Linked DNA regions of Homo sapiens: region 2 is linked to region 1. Evidence: read pairs that join two places in POLR2A ChIA-PET (ENCODE). Cell type or tissue: B cell. All regions are shown on one strand.

Region 1 (4,000 bases):
TGCAGCTCCCCATGAGTCTTCCATTCTAATTCTAATCAACTTCCAGCTATCTATCTTAAGCAGAGTACCTTTTAGGACAGGGTGATAGGGGGAGCCTAGAGGTCACATGCGAGGCCTCCCATCTGTGGAGGTTTAGTTGGAGAGAGCTGACAATGAGATGATTCCTGTGCAGCAGTAGTCATGAACCTGGGGCAGGAATGAGAGCACCATGCTATCTCCCAGGGCCCAGAGAGTGTGGCCCTGAGAGACAGATCAGTGAAATCTCTAAAGAGCAATGCGCCAGATTGATGAGATTATCTTGGGGGTACTTGCTAGTCTCTTTGGCTTCGGAGGGGCGTGGAGGGAGGGGAACAGATAGGCTCAGATCCTCTCTGCCCTTGAGGCTGGTCAAACATATTGCAGGTTTGTAGAGAAGTGTCTTCTCCTTGTACTTGTACAGATGATTTGCTAACCGGACCTGAAACTGTCCTATCTCCCTCCATTCCAGTGACTCAAGTGTCCTCAGAGCTAATCCAGGTAACTAGAGCCAGGGGCAGGCAGTTAAAATCATAAACACCCAAAGGGAACCCAGCAGCCAGATTGAGGAATAACAACAACCCATGCCCCAAGATGAACATTCTACTAGTAAAATAGAACTTCCAGAAGAAACAGATGACAACTTTAACAAAGAATCAAAAGTATACTTACAAAAATTGAAAAATAGCATTAAAATAACTTTCCAGCATTCAAAAACATGGCTTTTCAATTAAAAACATCAATTCAGTTAAGGAAAGGATGGCCTAGGATGAGACAGACTCACTTGCAATATAAGACATTATAGGGTAAATACCAAATGAGTCGTTTTGATTCTCAGGTGGAATTGACCATTAGACTCACCTGTTAAAAACACAGACTTCAACTTACCCAGCCCTAATAAATCAGGAACTCTGGAAGCCGAGCCAATGAAAGTGCATTTTGGTTGGAAGTGGCCACTGGTTTTGGGCACTGGTTATGGGGGCTGTGGAAACTGGCAGTACATGTTGAATGAGTTATCAGGGTGAGAGATCACTGGGTCTGCAGGGATGGTGGTAAGGACCGCGGGAGAGAGATGAGAACTGAAATGAGCATGAGAGGTGGGTAGAGTTTATTGATAGTGACCTAAAAATATGAAACAAGGATTGATGAATGTTTTGTCTGCATGATCCCAAGTTTTCACCAGATTTAGACACAAATACTTGTCACACCCGTAGATCAAATAGCAAGTCTAAAATTTTTTAAAGTTTAGCTTTAAATAATATAATACACATCAGATAAATAAGAAGTTGAAGTATCGCGATTTTGCAAATGTTTAGGAAGCTTGTGTTCATCCGGTTCACATTTCCTTCACTCTATGTGTGCATGTTTGAAACTGAAATATACAAGTTAAATCTTTAGTCTTACTTTTTTAACCACTGACAATGATGATGGTCCATTTATCTCCCAATGTTCCATTTCAAGACAGATGGATCAGTTTGTCAAGGTCTGAGTAGGAATAAATGGAGTGCTCCAAAGGCAAATCTGTAGTGGTGTGTTCAATTTGATAAAATCACGCTTGCATATTTTTTTCCTAAATTTCCTGAACCACTCCACTAAGGGAGACAACCTAGTACTTCTTGGTTTTTTTCTCTTCAAATGGCTGCTTCTGAGTCACAGATGTGAAATAACAGGAATCAAAGGATTCATGGATCAAGAAAAATGACTCCTGATCATTTCCAGTAGGTTATTTCCTTGGAGCTGTTCTGCTCTGCCCCCAGGAGGTGTAATGGATTTGAACTAAATGTAATCAAAAATTTTCACCTGCATCCTTATTTCCTGAAAGTAGCTCAGTCCCATGAAGCTGAACTTTCTGCAGCTGTGAGACCCACGGCATGGCTGCTTCCTTAGGGGAAATAAACTCGATGTTTCTCTGAGTCAGAACCACAGAACAACAGTCTCATGAAATGCTCTATGCCAAACAAAAAGCACTCTGCACTCAGATTTGGGATGAGATTCACATGCCATCAGCTCTCAGAGGGTGATAGAGCACATCCAAGCTTCTGGAGCCCCTGCAGCAGAGAAATCATTTTATTCATAACTCTCTGTAACTTAGTCACTTGTATTCATTTTTGAGTGCTGCCTTAACAAAGTAACAACTGGGTAGTTTAGACAACAGAAATGTATTGTCTCACAGTTCCAGAGGCTAGAAGTTCAAAGTCAAAGTGTTGGCAGCTCTGTCCCAAGCTTCCCTCCTTGGCTTGTAGATGGCTGATTTCATGTTCACAGGGCATTCTCCCCATATAGGTGTCTATCTCCAAATTCCATCTGTTTGCAAAGACACCAGTCATAGTGGATTAGAGTCCATCTAACGACTTCATTTTAACTTGATTACCTCTGTAAAGACCCTATCTCCACATAAGGTCACATTCTGAGGTACTGAGGTTTAGAACTTACATCTGAATTTGAGGAGGGAGATGTAATTCAACTGATTATACCACTGAATCCTTTTTTTCCCATGTCATCTATTAACAGCCTGAAGAACACGTTTAGAGGGATGTTACTGTGGCTTCACAGATACCATGCTCTTCCTCAATGGTTCCCAAATGCCATTTGCAGAATATATGCAGAATCACTGGGAGTGCTTTTTAGAATTCTAAATCTGCCAGGCATGGTGGCTAACACCTGTAATCCCAGTACTTTGGGAGACCAAGGCAGGCAGATCGCTTGAGCCCAGGAGTTCGAGACCAGCCTGGGCAACATGGTGAAACCCCATCCCTACTAAAAATACAAAAAATTAGCTGGGTGTTGTGGCATGCACCTGTAGTCCCAGCTACTTGAGAAGGTTAGGCTGCAATGAGCCATGAGCCCATGATCCTCCACTGCACTCCAGCCTGGGCAAGAAGAGTGAAACCTGTCAAAAAAAAAAAAGAAGAATTATAGATTCTTGGGTCTCACCTCCACAAATTAAAATCCACTGGATCTAAGGAGGAACTCAGGAATTTGCAATTTACAAAGTTGCCCAGAACATTCTGATGCATCACCAGGTTGGAGTTCCACAGCCAGTTAGTGCTCCCTTATTATTTTTTAGACTTGATTTGGGCCATAAATCTTATAATAGCTACCTAAGAAGTACACTTCTTCTTTAAACAATATGAACATAGAATTGTTTTCTCATCTCTGTTTTTATTACATCTTCTATCTTCCTCCACTGCAGTACAAACCACTTGATGTGCATAGATTCTGCCTTACTCATCTTTTTATTCTCAGTGTGTACCAGAGAATCCACACATAAATAACATTCAATAAGCGTTTATTGAAGAAATAAATACCTCCAGCAACACAGGCAAACTGTACAATTGTTTCATCATTTAAAGAAGTTCCTGGCCGGGCGCAGTGGCTCATGCCTGTATCCCAGCACTTTAGGAGGCCAAGACAGGTGGATCTCTTAAGCTCAGGAGTTCGAGACCAGCCTGGCCAACATGGTGAAACCTCATCTCTATTAAAAATACAAAAAAAAAGGTAGCTGGGCATGGTGGTGTGCACCTGTGGTCCCAGCTACTCAGGTGATTGAGGCAGGAGAATTACTTGAACCTGGGAGGCAGAGGTTGCAGTGAGCTGAGATCACGTCACTGCACTCCAGCCTGGGCAACAGAGTGAGACTCCATCTAAAAAAAAAAAAAAGAAAAAGAAAAAAAGAAAAAGAAAAAAGAAGAAAAATGTTATTGACATTGACATATCTTTATACTTGAGAGAATTCAGCTACTCTTAAGAGTTTAACCCGTGCAGCCATGCCCGCTGTCCTGACTCATTTTTACTCCTGCCATGATAGCTTACCTGTGGTTTCAGGACACATCTTTCTTTTTCCAGCCTCAAGGATCTTTTGCACATGCTATTTTGGAACTCTTCTGCCTACCCTCTTTCTCCACCCCATCCCCAGTTGCCACGACTATTTCCAAATGAATATTTGTTCTGCCCTTCAAATTAGAAGTGGTGCCCCTGTTAAACG
Region 2 (4,000 bases), 100 kb after region 1:
CTCTCCTGCACCCTTGGCCTAATATTGCACCAGATTTTGTAAGTTTCTTAGAAACTATCTGCCAAGCACTTTGAACTCCTTGAAGACGGGTACTTTATAAAAAGAATTTCAGCCTATGGGTTCCTGGGCTAGTTAAATAAGTTTATCATGTTTTTTTTTCTTTTTTCTTTTGTTTCCAGCCATCGTACAGCTTAAGGCATTTCATGTTTCTTTTTTTTTTTTTTTATACTTTAAGTTCTAGGGTACATGTGCACAAAGTGCAAGTTCGTTACCTATGTATACATGTGCCATGTTGGTGTGCTGCACCCGTTAACTCTTCATTTACATTAGGTATATCTCCTAATGCTATCCCTCCCTCTCCCCCCACACCACAACAGGCCCCAATGTGTGATGTTCCCCACCCTGTGTCCAAGTGTTCTCATTGTTCAATTCCCACCTATGAGTGAGAACATGCAGTGTTTGGTTTTCTGTCCTTGCGATAGTTTGCTCAGAATGATGGTTTCCAGCTTCATCCATGTCCCTGTACAGGACATGAACTCATCATTTTTTATGGCTGCATAGTATTCCACAGTGTATATGTGCCACATTTTCTTTTTTTTTTTTCCAGTAGGAATGAATTTGTAATTTTGGGGGTAACACATTTACCTTGAGCTAAGTAGAGATAGATGAAAAAGAATTTGCAGTAAGAAAGTAAATAATCCCTAAACTAGCTATCTTCTGGGAAATATATACAATTTTAAACAGTAAAATGGTTTTCTACCAAGTAAATTATATAGCAGAAAAATACACTTAAATTTGGATTTAAGTTTTTCCCTCGATTCTTTTTTTTTTCTTTCTTTTTTTTATTATTATTATACTTTAAGTTTTAGGATACATGTGCACAACATGCAGGTTTGTTACATATGTATACATGTGCCATATTGGTGTGCTACACCTATTAACTCGTCATTTAGCATTAGGTATATCTCCTAATGCTATCCCTCCCCCCTCCCCCCACCCCACAACAGTCCCCAGTGTGTGATGTTCCCCTTCCTGTGTCCATGTGTTCTCATTGTTCAATTCCCACCTATGAGTGAGAATATGCGGTGTTTGGTTTTTTGTCCTTGCGATAGTTTGCTGAGAATGATGGTTTCCAGCTTCATCCATGTCCCTACAAAGGACATTAACTCATCATTTTTTATGGCTGCATAGTATTCCATGGTGTATATGTGCCACATTTTCTTAATCCAGTCTATCATTGATGGACATTTGGGTTGGTTCCAAGTCTTTGCTTTTGTGAATAGTGCCGCAATAAACACACGTGTGCATGTATCTTTATAGCAGCATGATTTATAATCCTTTGGATATATACCCAGTAATGGGATGGCTGGGTCAAATGGTATTTCTAGTTCTAGATCCTTGAGGAATCGCCACACTGTCTTCCACAATGGTTAAACTAGTTTACAGTCCCACCAACAGTGTAAAAGCATTCCTATTTCTCCACATCCTCTCCAGCACCTATTTTTTCCTGACTTCTTAATGATTGCCATTCTAACTGGTGTGAGCTGGTATATCATTGTGGTTTTGATTTGCATTTCTCTGATGGCCAGTGATGGTGAGCATTTTTCCATGTGTCTGTTGGCTGCATAAATGTCTTCTTTTGAGAAGTGTCTGTTCATATCCTTTGCCCACTTTTTGATGGGGTTGTTTGATTTTTTCTTGTAAATTTGTTTAAGTTCTTTGTAGATTCTGGATATTAGCCCTTTGTCAGATGGGTAGATTGTAAAAATTTTCTCCCATTCTGTAGGTTGCCTGTTCACTCTGATGGTAGTTTCTTTTGCTATGCAGAAGTTCTTTAGTTTAATTAGATCCTATTTGTCAATTTTGGCTTTTGTTGCCATTGCTTTTGGTGTTTTAGTCATGAGGTCCTTGCCCATGCCTATGGCCTGAAAGGCATCTCATGTTTCTTAAAAAATTATTGTACAAGAGACGGCCAGGCGCGGTGGCTCACGCCTGTAATCCCTGCACTTTGGGAGGCCAAGGCAGGCAGATCATGAGGTCAGGAGATCGAGACCATCCTGGCTAACACAGTGAAACCCCGTCTCTACTAAAAATACAAAAAAAAATCAGCCAGGCGTGGTGGCGGGTACCTGTAGTCCCAGCTACTCAGGAGGCTGAGGCAGGAGAATGGTGTGAACCCTGGAGATGGAGCTTACAGTGAGCCAGAGATCACACCACTGCACTCCAGCCAGGGCAACAGAGCAAGACTCCATCTCAAAAAAAAAAAATTATTGTACAAGAGACTAAATAGGAGACACACAAAGCTTCCCAGTCTCATAACCTACCAGTTTCTGGAAAGCTTCCCCAAGACAGTCTCCTTTTATATATGCCTTAAAACATTTATAATACTTCTCTGTAACAACTTTAAACATTTCTTTTTTTGATCCCAGATTAAGACTCGATTCTATACAAAACATTTTTGTGAAGAAATTTAAAAAATAGTACCTGTGTTTCCTCAATTCTAAGACACTTTGATTCTATAACTTATCTTCAATTTAACAATAGCTTTATTGTCATTAGGAAAAAGGAAACATTACAATAAAAGTACACATATGGAGAAAATATTTGCAAACTATATATATGATAAAGGGTTAATATCCAAAATATATAAGGAACTATTATCTAAGTTCAGATTGGCTTAGAGTAGAGGACCTGACTGCCAGTCCAGGGTCCCAAGTCACTTAGACACGAAGCTTCCCCAATGTGTCTTGAATGTTTTCATTCCCAAACCACCAATGGGCCTTTGTCTCAGCCATGCTCAGGAAAAGTAGGATTTACGGGGACCCATAGGACTCGCCTATTCCCAGATGGCTCCCCCAGCCTGCCATACATTCTCTGCCCTGTATCTATATCCTTTGAAATCTCCACTGAGATTTTCTTTTTGGTTAAGAGCAGGGCATATGTGAAATTATAGCTGAAATGCACATTATCTAAAAGGGAGCATTCTTTTATACATTACTAAGATGAATTTCAGATTAAATAAATCACACCTATGATTTTTTTTTTTTTTTTTTTTTGAGATGGAGTCTCGCTCTGTTGCCCAGGCTGGAGTACAGTGGCGTGATCTTAGCTCACTACAACATTCACCTTCCGGGTTCAAGTGATTCTCCCGCCTCAGCCTCCTGAGTAGCTGGGACTACAGGCGCGTGCCACCACATCTGGCTAATTTTTTGTATTTTTAGTAGAGACGGGGTTTCACCGTGTTAGCCAGGATGGTCTCGATCTCCTGACCTCGTGATCCGTCCGCCTCGGCCTCCCAAAGTGCTGGGATTACAGGCATGAGCCACTGCACCTGGCCAACTCCTATGATTCTGTTCACTTGTTCATTCTGTTTATTTGTCCCTCTTCCTACAATGACTTTCCCTGCATACACACACATACATACAAACACACACACACACATATATAAATGAAACCATTCAGCAAATATTTATTGAGGTCTGCTACAAGGTAGCGCTGTGTTTATAGACACTGAGGGTACAGTTGTAAGGGAAAAAAGGTACTAACATTTCCCTAAAGAATCTTACAATTTAATAAGAGAAATCATTTAATTTCTATTTAATTTCTATTAATTGTGTAATTTCCATTATTCTTTATCAATCGCTTAATTTAACGATTATAGGAATAAATCCATAAGTAAAATTGTAATCCATCCTCTATAAGCCAAGCAGGCAGTGTTTGGACTATACGATCAGTTGTCTTAACCTTGTCAGGTGGAAGGGGAAAGCCTTCTAGCCCTGGTGGCAGGTCCCAGGGATGTTCATTTTAACTGGTCCATGTATAAACCCAAAATGCAAAAGCAGGTCATATAGGTCTAGGTGATGTTTCCAGCCAGGAGTCATGGAGGGAATGGGACTTTAAGGGATTGTTTATTCTTCTGGAAAATCTCCAAGAATAGCTAAAGGACACAAGGCAAAGTTACAGTATGCCAAAAACTGCCTATCCAAGTGGCAGCATCACA

What was found. Peaks named below come from ENCODE experiments on the same cell type or tissue, not always from the same donor. Only the 100,000 strongest peaks of a DNase experiment are listed, where the experiment ranks them.
Region 2: POLR2A ChIA-PET joins it to region 1 with 5 read pairs; 4 of 35 experiments call an interaction of 5 or more read pairs at or near these places.

The regions. Positions count from the first base shown.
Region 1 is chr12:92,476,984-92,480,983 of GRCh38, forward strand. All of the region lies in intron 1 of LINC02397 (long intergenic non-protein coding RNA 2397), which reads left to right. Among named protein-coding and RNA genes, the nearest start is that of LINC02397, 12 kb to the left of the region's middle. In B cell, no CTCF peak of the experiment used is centred here; no DNase peak of the experiment used is centred here; H3K4me3 peaks cover 216 bases; H3K27ac peaks cover 3,430 bases.
Region 2 is chr12:92,576,786-92,580,785 of GRCh38, forward strand. The region is part of intron 1 of LOC105369905 (a long non-coding RNA gene); the gene reads left to right. Among named protein-coding and RNA genes, the nearest start is that of LINC02397, 110 kb to the left of the region's middle. In B cell, no CTCF peak of the experiment used is centred here; no DNase peak of the experiment used is centred here.